2 separate regions of the Homo sapiens genome follow, and region 1 is linked to region 2. Evidence: chromatin contacts called from ENCODE Hi-C or POLR2A ChIA-PET data. All regions are on one chromosome and are shown on one strand. The core of a region is the stretch at or near the end of the contact, and the rest is flanking DNA. Distances in the headings are between cores, read along the strand shown.

What was found. Hi-C counts contacts between places; a loop is a spot of excess contacts on that map. ChIA-PET counts read pairs that join two places held with the same protein, here RNA polymerase II (POLR2A).
Region 1: a loop to region 2 is called in a map with no recorded cell type, with 6 times the contacts of the local background. The contact joins the promoter of LINC01833 here to the promoter of EPAS1 in region 2. A Hi-C loop is called at or near these places in 1 of 37 single-sample maps with no recorded cell type. POLR2A ChIA-PET finds 5 or more read pairs at or near these places in 1 of 52 experiments (BJ).

The regions. Positions count from the first base shown.
Region 1 is chr2:44,935,533-44,940,532 of GRCh38, reverse strand. LINC01833 (long intergenic non-protein coding RNA 1833) reads left to right here and starts at 1,334. Exons shown (of 2, transcript NR_147195.1): 1 at 1,334-1,710. It overlaps SIX3-AS1 (SIX3 antisense RNA 1), which reads left to right. Exons shown (of 2, transcript NR_103786.1): 2 at 1-379. RefSeq lists enhancers at 166-665, 666-1,167, 2,586-3,118, 3,119-3,652 and silencers at 1,509-1,638, 2,633-2,712.
Region 2 is chr2:46,295,884-46,300,659 of GRCh38, reverse strand. EPAS1 (endothelial PAS domain protein 1) reads right to left here and starts at 3,253. Exons shown (of 16, transcript NM_001430.5): 1 at 2,723-3,253. The coding sequence starts at 2,748. RefSeq lists silencers at 2,660-2,989, 3,220-3,799.

The DNA.
Region 1 (5,000 bases), core at 85-2,584, 1.4 Mb after region 2:
CAAAAGGCCCATAGAACACAGAGGGCCCTCTCTGCCTCTGGCCACCACAGCCCCTAGGCCAGGCATGGGTATTTATTCTTAGGTATGTTGCTTTTAAGAAGCTGTAATCAGCATCTTGAGCCGGGCCTCCCTTTGTGAGGCTTCTGTAACTATGGAAGTGTGATTTACGCAGATTTGTCGGGGTCAGAGACGTCTTTCCCTGAGCACTGTGTATATTTAGACAGGACTCGGTTTGGTGTTAAAAAGTGTATATGTTGAATGGATTCACACACAGTAGCCAACAATGACCACATTGTCGGCCCGTGTACAACGCGTATTGAAACGCAGCGCCCAGACTTCAACTAATCTGCCCTCAATAAAGCTGAAATAATTATCCTAAGCTGCCTTTCCAGAAGAAAAATCATTGAGGAATTCAAAACTTTTTTTTTTTTTTTTTAAAGATCTTTTCTGCATTCCGATGCAGATCTGGGGGCAAGGCGCCGTGTCCACACCACTTTGGTGATCTCAATGAGGGAAGAGAGAAAGAGAGGTTGAGAGAGAATTTAAATGGGAAACCTAACGTGACTGGGGCTGTGAGTGTCCCAGCCCCTAAACCCCGAGCTGGAGCCCTGCTTAGGCCTTGACTCCCGCAGTGCCAGGCCTCTGAGGGCCGGGGAGAAGAGCAAGCCGACAAGTGCAAGCCTCCTTGGAGGATTCCGGGCGGCAGGGAGGCCCTGGGTCCGGCGAGGGGCCAATACTGGCTCACTTAGCCAGAGACAGCCGTGGGGTAGCAGGTCTTCAACACGACGACTGGGGCAGAAAAATATTCCTCCAAAGGGAAGACCTGCCAAGCCCCATTTCAGTGCTCTCTCCACTCCATATATATTTCCTCTCCTCCTGGCCATGAGTCCTTCTCCACGCAGCTGAAAGCTCTGGGCGGTCATTCACTGAGGGCCCAGAAAGAGCCCAAAGGTTGGGACACAAAAACAGACACTTCATGTTTTCTTCCCGATCCCTTTCTCTCGTAGGGGAAGGATTATAGGCTGAAGGGTGGGAGGGGGAAGGGGCAGGAGGAGGAAGCGGGGGAGGAAGGAATGAAAAAGGGGAGGGGAGTGGGTATTGTGCCGCGTGTGGGGGGAGAATTCCTACGGGTGGGTTTCCGAATATTGTGTTCAACTTTTTGAAAGCAGCTCGTGACCCCGAAACTGCATCCCCCGGAGCCGGGGACCCAGGCGCCGGGCGGGCGGGTGAACCCGGTCAGTCCCCTCCCCGTCCCCGAAACCCCCGCCTCCGGGTGGTGGCGACCTGGCCTCTCCCTGCCACTGCCCGGCCAGCCCCGGAGGGAGGCTGGGCAGGTGCTGCGGGCTCTGCCGAAAGCGCTGAAATAAAAAACCATCGCCACTCAGGGAGAACTGAGGCAAGTGGGGCTGAGACTCTGGCGACACCCCCGCCCCCCAGCCTCTGCCCCAGCGCCTGCCGCCCTGCCGCCCTGCCGCACCCCGCCTGCTTGGGTGGCGACCGCGGTTCCGGAACGCGAAGCAGGGCAGAGGGCTGCAGAGAGGCGTGTAGCTTTGTGCGCCAGGACCCGGTGGGGCAGGTGGCAGCCCCGGGCTGTCCGCGCCTCCCAGCAGAGCCGAGCTCGGCGCCGCCCACCGAGCCCACCTCGCGGTCCAGCCGCCGCCAGCGCCTTTCGGCTCTGGCCTGAAGCAGTACTCCCGCCTCCTGGAGCGGGTAAGTTGAGAGTCCGGAGAGCAGGGCAGGGAGGCGGGGCGGCTGGTCCCAGAGCGGAGGGCCGGACTGGCTCCCCGCCGGGCTGGGGGCGCAGGCTCCATAGGATCTCAGTCGAGGGGTTCTGAGTGCGTGTTTGGGTGGGAAGCAGGGCTGTGGAGCGCCAGAGCTTCCCCTCCCAAATTCCCAGGCGCTGGGCACTGGGGAGTGGAGCAGAAGCAGAGGGACCTTGGGTTCCGGGGCCCAGCGGCCTTCCACGCTGGTCTGGGAACCAAGCAAGCCCTAGGGCAGTGCGAGGACTGGGAAGGGACCCTGGGGGACCGCTAGAGGAGGTGGCGCGTGGAGGGCGCCTGCACCCTGGGGTCGCTCAGAGCGGAGAGTCTCGGGTGGATAGGTCAGCTTGCAGATCCTCTAGGTCTCTTCTCTGCTCTCTGGCCGCTCTGATTGCGGGATCTGGGACTTGGCGCCCGTACAGGCCGGGTCACCTGTGCAGAACAAATTTGCTGCCATCATCCCCGCTTCAATCCTGGCCCCGGCGATCTAAAATATCGCCTTCAGGTGGGGCAGGGAGAAAAGATGTCTTTGGGGTTTAAATAGTGTTCTCCTTGTACCCGGACCAACTGGCATTTATTTACAAATGTCACCCGCCACCCCAGCACTGGGAAAGTCTCAACCACATCTGGAGAACGCCCGAGAGACCTCCCACTCTCTCCTTGTTTTGGGTTACAGGGAAAGCCAACGGGTCTGCAGGCCTCCGGGAGACGAGGATCCGGAGGGTTGGGGCAGCTGCACCCACTTGGCCTTGCTCAGCTCTAAACAGCCGACCAGGAGGCCGGGGGAAGGTTTGCCCTGTGGGGGCAACGCCCCTTCCGGCTCCCAGGATGTCGGGAGGCGGAGGCTGGCCGGGTGGCCCGTAGTCTGGGCCTCCCCGCAAGCTGCAAACTGAGGCGCTTGGCGCGGGCGGCCAGGGAGGGCGCAGGGGAGCGCAGCACGCAGGCGGGGAGGCCGCGAAGCCCTTCAAGGACCCCGATTACTTTCCTTTGAAAAACAACAACAACAACTGCTCCCTCCCCGCACCCCCGCCCCCCGCCTTAGCCTCCGGGGACTGGCGCTCCAAGCAATTGTCGCCCCGGACAGTAAACACAGCTCAGTTGCCTCAACTTTCTCCATGCATAAAAGTTCCTGGCGTGCGGGGAAATTTGAATATTTGATCAGCCCCTTTGAGTGACCCTCATTAGTCCGGCGCCCTGCTAAGGCCGGGCATTGCAAGAAAGCTGCTGGGCTCGGCATTTGTACGCCTTGTTAGCGCAGCTTAATGAAGCCGCCCCGACGGCTCAAAGGCGGCCTCAGGGGCCGGCGACGCGCACCTCTCGGCACCCTGCTCTGCCTAATGAGCCCCGCCGCCCTCTAAAGGACCCTCCACCCCCCACATTCTGAAACAGGGGAAGTTTGGCTCTGTCTTGAACCACGGCACCTCCCACTGCCAGGCCCAGGAGGGTGGGCACAAACCCAGCCTAGCTGCCTGCAGTTACCCATTCCCAAGAGAGAGGGGCTGGAGAGTTGGGAGGTGTGAGCCATACTGGTTGGGGGCAGTGCAGGGAGGGGAGCGGGTGGCAGGAGAGGCTTTTGCTGTCTCAGGATCCAGCCCAGGGAGTGCACTGCCAGCCTCTCCCAAGTGGACCAATTGCAAATCAATTAGTCACTCCAGTTCCTTAAAGGTGCATCTGGACTAATGCTGGGGTGGCTGAGGGTCAGCCTTCCATCCTCCTATCACCTTAGGTTCCCTTGGCTTCCACTGCCCAGAGGCCACACACTTCTTCCCAAGGTTCCCCTTCTGAACAGCCAGACCTGGTGTGCCAGGACTTGGATTTGAGAAAGGGTGGGCAGCTCCCCTCCCTAACCCATCATTGCCTCCACCATTCACAGAGCCCAGTCACATGTTATGACAAGTGGCAGTAGGGAAGGCAGGGGACCACAGCCCGTCCTGCACTCCCCCTCAACAGAGGTATCCCTTCTTTGGCTTCTAGTCCCAGGGAGGCCTGGCAAAAAAAGTGCTATAGGCAAGACCACCCTGCAAGACTGGCCTGGCAGCCTGGCAGAGAGGCAGAGAGCCAGAGCCCTGGAAGGAAGGGAAACCAAAGCAGTCATCTACTTCACCTTTTCTTAGTGGGGCAGCTGACATGGCTGGCCAGTAAATATAAGACACCCTCTTAAAAATTGTGCTTCAGTCCTCAGGAAGTGTAGCCTTCCTTCCCTTTCTGTCTCCCCTCTCCTCTGATGCCCTTTTCCCTGGACAGTCGGAGCTCAAGGTCCTTCACTCCCTCCTTGCATACACAGCTCTTGGGCCCTTAAGGGTTACTTTTGGGGGGAATTAATGCTCTGGGCTTGGGAAGCAGGCTGCTCCAAATCCACACTCAGGACTTTCTGGACCCCACCCCCCAACACACAAACACAAACATGCCCAGGATCCCTCAGACACACAGTGGGCCTGGTCAGGTTGGTAACCTCAGGACCCCGTGCCCGCGTGAGCGTCTCTGGGAGGTCGTGGAAAGGAACCAAAAGGCCAGGTAGGCCCTGGGATACAGAGAGCCCTCCAAGTCCATCTGGTTTGCTTCTCTTCCTTTCTCTCTCCCTAGCTCCGCTAGCATGCCCTGCCCCATTTCCCATCACATAACCCCCTAACTTAACCCTAAACTGGCAATCTTTAGGCATCACCTCTGAGCTGGGCAAAGGCGGTGCCCGGGCCTTGATCGACCCAGAGGGCTAAAGTAGGGGCGGGGAAGGGAGGGGTGTGCGCTGCTGGTGAGAAAGGGGACCTGAGGCGAGGGTAGAACTCAGCCCTGTGGCCTCGAGGCCAGGCCCACCGGCTGCTCAGGGGAGGAGGCGAGGGGAGGGGGCTGGGAGTCCGCAGGCATCGGTCGGGGCAGCAGGGACCTCAGGCGTCGGCGTGGGGGGCTAGATCCGGAGGAGAGGGGAGGGGAGGCGGGGGTCGGGGGATCGCGCAGGGCGGAGGAGGGGTGCAGCTCTTTAAGAGCCACACGGCTGGCAGGAGAGGCGCGCGGCCCGGTGCTGGTAGAGCACTGACCCCGAAGGGGATTTAGCGGGAAGAGAGTGGCCGGGCTCTGGGGGTTTTGTCCGAGGGGGCCGGGAGAGGCCGAGACACAAGAATAAGGAGCGGCCGCGGCATGAAAGGCGGCGAGGAGAGGCAGCACTGCTGCTCTTGACTTCTGAGCAGGGCTTAGAGAGCCTGCCCCGGCTTAAGCCGAGCTGCTGGTGCTGACCCTGAGCGCCGA
Region 2 (4,776 bases), core at 2,004-4,503:
TTTTTCCCAGTGAAAGGACTCAGGCATTCCTGATAGATGCGTGCACAAAAAGGTGAGTGAAAGTGCAGTACCCCCACCCACCAGGCTTCAGTTTCTGACATCTGTGATGTCACCGCAAATGCCCACTACCACCAAAACTGGTACTATCAAGGACACCCAGCCAACTAACATTTAGAAAGCAAACTCTTTATTATTAAACATTAACATATTTATCGACGTGTGAACATTCTGGGACAAAATCATCTGCCCACTTCTTGACGGGCCATTGTTAGAACGAATATTCCAAATGTTCTGCCCATATTGCATTTGGGGGAAGAAACTGCTCTGCTAAACCAAAGAAACACAAAATGTAAGAACTAGTGGGCAGAATCATCAGCAGAGAGCCCCCTCACTGTCACATCGCCCTTGTGAGGCACTCAGAAAAGCTACAGCAGTCACTTACATGACAACACCAACTTTCAATGTATTGGTTCACATATTTTAATTACATCTTGGTCCCTAAAGAAGCCTGCAGCCAGCAAACAGACCCAGGCACGAAAAGTAAATGAGTCTCAAACTGATTAGCCCAATAGGAATTGGACAACCCCTTAAGGGGCTCTAGATGGTGAAGGACACGCTGTTTGCCCTGCCATTCTGCAGCACAAAAATCCAGGCAGGTCGAAGAGGGCGGACACCCTCGCGTGGCCACCAGCCCGGAGCCGCAGCTCACACAGCGGCCTCCAAGGCGTTTCGCAGGCAGTCCCCACAGTGGTTCTTAAAGCGGCCGCTCTCGCCAATAATTGGGAGTCTAATTACGCAACGTTCTTCCCGCTCCCATTCCCGCTTCTTCTCTCTTTCCAACAGTCCGCTAACGAACCAGGTACTGTAGCTGGGTGTGTCGAAATCATTTTTCCCCTGCTCCCAAGTTTCTCGGTATATACGGTACAAAACTGCACAAAACCCGGCGCTAAGGAGCGCAGGAGGAGCTGACACTTCACACATTTGTCAAGATTACTGTCAGGCCCCACCTCGGCGATTGCCACATTCCCGATAGGCATCGCAGTTGTAAAATACACAAGTTCCCTCCCCGGCTCCGGACCCGAAAGCGTCTGCAGGCGCTGTCTATAACTTTGCTTTTCGATGGTTCAGTCATTATTAGCATTATGATTGGTTTTTACAAAACGCACTGGAATCTTAAGAGTCTTTTCCTTGCTCTGCTGCCTTCAAAAGACATGGAACCCCAGGACTGCTCCGAGGGCCCTGGGAATGTGCCGGCTGCAGTCTCAGGGCTCCCTCACTTGTCTTGGGTCTGAGGGCGCGACGGTGACGAGAAAGGGGGGACTACGGCCAGGAAAGGGGAGCAGGGCCCAATCCCCTCCCCTAGCGATCCCGCAGTGAAGGGCCCGGGCGCCGAGCCAGGACAGGCGCGATTCGCTCCCGTTTATCAAATCCTTATCGGTGCCCCGAGGTGGGAACCGCTGCTTTCGACCGGAGGATACACGGTTTCTGGCTCCAGTCCCGTAGTGGAAGTTGGAACAAGAGCAAATCAACCTCGGCAGTGAGCCCTCCCGGCCAGTCACCTCCCTCCCTTAGCGAGTCGGTCCTCCTCATCCTCGCACCTCTATACCGCCGCTCCGCCGCTGGTTTCCCGCGGCTCAGGCGGTTCAGCCGGCCGCGCGTTGGATTCCAGCTTCCCGCAGCATAGCCTCGCCAAGCCGCGGCCAAGCGCGGGGCTGGAAGCTCCAGGCCACTGGGGCCGCACGGGTGGAGACAGGAGGAGAAAGGGGACAGGCGGCGAGCCGCACACATTTGCAGAAGTTGAGGCCCTGCCTGCTTCTGCGCGGCCGCGCAGAGGGCTCGAACCCTCGCTCGGGTAGCGCCGGGCCCGGCTGGACTGGGAGCGGCCGGGAGAGGGCGAGAGGGCAGCAAGAAATGGCCAGAGTTGCCTCTCACCCAGTGCCGAGAGGCTCGCGAGGGCAGGCGGGCAGATCGTGGCTGCCCTTCTCTGTCCTCTTCGGAGACAGACACCCGGACCTGCCAGGGACATCCAGTGTTGCCGTCCGCTTCCTACACACCGAACCATCTGCCCCCGCAGGGCAATCCAGGTCACTCACTACCTACTCTCCCCAGAGTCAAGGTGCGGCACGAGGAAGTGGGTTCTCCAACCTTCGGTGGGGTCTGGAGCCCGGCAGCGGGGCGCTCTGAAGGGTCCTGGCTCCTCGGTAGGATCGTGTCCCTGAGCCGCTCTCCGCCTCCCGCCCCCCTTTGCCCACTTGGGCCGCGGCGCGGGCACAGGAGCGCATTTGGAAGGACTCCGCGAATCCAGAGAAAAATAGAGACGTGGATGCTGCCCCAAAATGAGAGACCAGAGAAAGTCGAGGACATGCACCCACAAACATTTCCAAGCGCCGGTGGCCACGGTAATCTGCTGCGGGGCGGCTGGGAGATTTTCAAAGGCACCGCGGAAGCACCTCCGACCTCCAGGCCATCTCCCTCGGCCTCCTGGCCTCGCCGTGCGCGCAAATCCCCGACTCCTCCGAGCCGCAGAAGTCTCCACTGCAAAGCTGCTGATCCGCGCCCCCAAACCGGGCACATGCTCTCCCCCTCACAGCCCTCCAAACCGAGCCTCGAGCTCCGAAGACCTCTCAGCACTCTTCTCCCAACCACTCTCGGTCGCGCCTGCCCCGCGCAGCCCGGCCCTGGCCTCGGACCGGCCCCCTGATCGGCCCGGACGCCCGCTTACCTTTTCTTCTCCTTGTCAGCTGTCATTGTCGCTGTGGCCCTTTGAGACGTTCAGACGCCGAGCACCTGGGCTCCCTGGCGGGTGGGGGGCTGTGGCCCTCGTCCGCTCCCCGCGGCCCGGGCGGGTGGTGAAGGTCCGAGGTGCGCGCAGGTCCCGAGCGCCCCGCGCAGTCAGGTGGAAGGTGGCGCGCGGCGGGCTAGGTGCGGGGGCGGGGGTGGAGAAAGGTGACTGGGAGGAACCTGCGCGCGGAGGCGGGGTCCGGGGAAGGAGTGGGTGGAGGCTGTCAGACCCGAAAAGAGGACGGAGAGAAGGGAACCCAAGTTCCTTTTTCCCTGGAAAAGGAGTCACTTTTCTGAGTTTTCAAAGAAAAAAAAAAGTGGCTCGAATGCTGGGAGTCGGAAGGAGTCGGAGGCCGGGCTGAGCTGACCATACAGTCTCAGGACACTGCCGAGGATTGTACGGCCGCCTCAGGAGCGCTGGGGCGGAAGCGCAGCGGGCACCGGACCCGTGTGGCGGTCCGCTCGCGAGTGTAAAGCTCCCGCGGCCGGCAGCCCACTTTAAAAACTCCGTCGGCCGGCTTGGGGCGGGCACGGGGCGGGCGCGGAGGGCGGGGGGCGGGCACCGGCGCGGGTGTGTGGGCGGGCACGCGCCGGCAGGCCCCGCCCGCGCCGAGCTCCGGGCGGCTCACTGCGTCCCGGCCAATGGGGACGCGCGGCCGCAGCCTCTGCCCTGACCCTGGCCCGCCTCCTGCCCCCGCGCTGCGCCCCGCCTCCTGCCTCCGCACTTCGAGGACTTGTTTATGAGGTCGTCTGGGCGGCGGGTAGCGGGGTGGGACTCCGCGTCGGGGAGAGGCAGCCTGCGCAGGGCCGAGGGGCGGCCGGGAGCCGGGCTCCGGGATTGCTGCGGGGGACGGCAGTTGCGCCACAGCGTCGGTGTCCTCGTACCGGCGCCGTGCCCTTGGAACGAGGGCAGGACCGCGGGCAGCGCCGGGCCAGCGCGGAGCCCCTCCACGCTGCTGCGCTCCTGCGTCCCTGGCCCTCGGGCCAGGTGGGGATAATTTCTCGGCCCCCAGCGGCTGCGTTTCGGGCGTGGGCGATGCGCCCTTTTCGGTGGGACGCAGCTGACTTGACCGTCTGGGAGAAGCAGTGCAAGGAAATTGATCTAGGGCTGCGCCTACTCTTCCTTCCCTCTCCCAGCAGGGTGGTTGCTTACCGGCTTGTGCCAGGCGGTTTGGTTTTGGCGGGGATGCGGCAGAGGAGGCCCTTTGAGCCGCCCGAGGCCGGGGCGAGTTCAGAATTGGAGAAGTCAGTCTGGTTCCCCAGTGTGATCTTGGAGTGACAAGAGTTGGCCATGTGCCCTCAAGTCACTGCATCTCAGGCCTGCCCTCTCTGCCGCCAGGGTCGATGGAAGTCCTGGGAAACCCAAAGGCTACAGGTGTTGGAAATTTGTAGATTTAAGGGCTCACACAGGCAACGGTTAGCGCTCAGGGATTTTCCAGCGGCGCTTTTGACGCTGCCTTCCATCTCCGGGCCCAGTGCTCCCCTGCCCCGCGCTGAGCTGTCTCCCACTCGCTACCGGCGATGGGGAAGGGACATCTGGGGAGAGGACAGGGGACGCCCTTAGTTTTTGAAGGCTGTGGAAGGACCCATGAGTTTCACAGGTGTAACTTGAAGTTGGAAAGCGAGGGCCAAAGAACTGGTCTATATCTCTCCCTTTAGCCTCTTGCCACATTTTATACTAGAACGATCTACAGAAGCGATTTGAAGAGAAGGGTAGGTTTCAGCGCCATAATAAAAATGAACACGTGTTTTCCCCGTGTACACAGAAAGGGTTGGGGGAGATACTTTTCAGGAGCCTGGAGAAGGCGAAGTGGGGAGAGGGCAAAAACTGACGAAGAATTGGGAAATACTTTTTTTTTTTTTTTGAGACTGAGTCCCACTCTGTCGCCCAGGCTGGAGTGCTGTGGCCCCATCTCGACTCACTGCAACCTCCGCTTCCCGCGATTCTTGTGGCTCAGCCTCCGGAGTAACTGGAATTAAAGGCGCCCACCACCA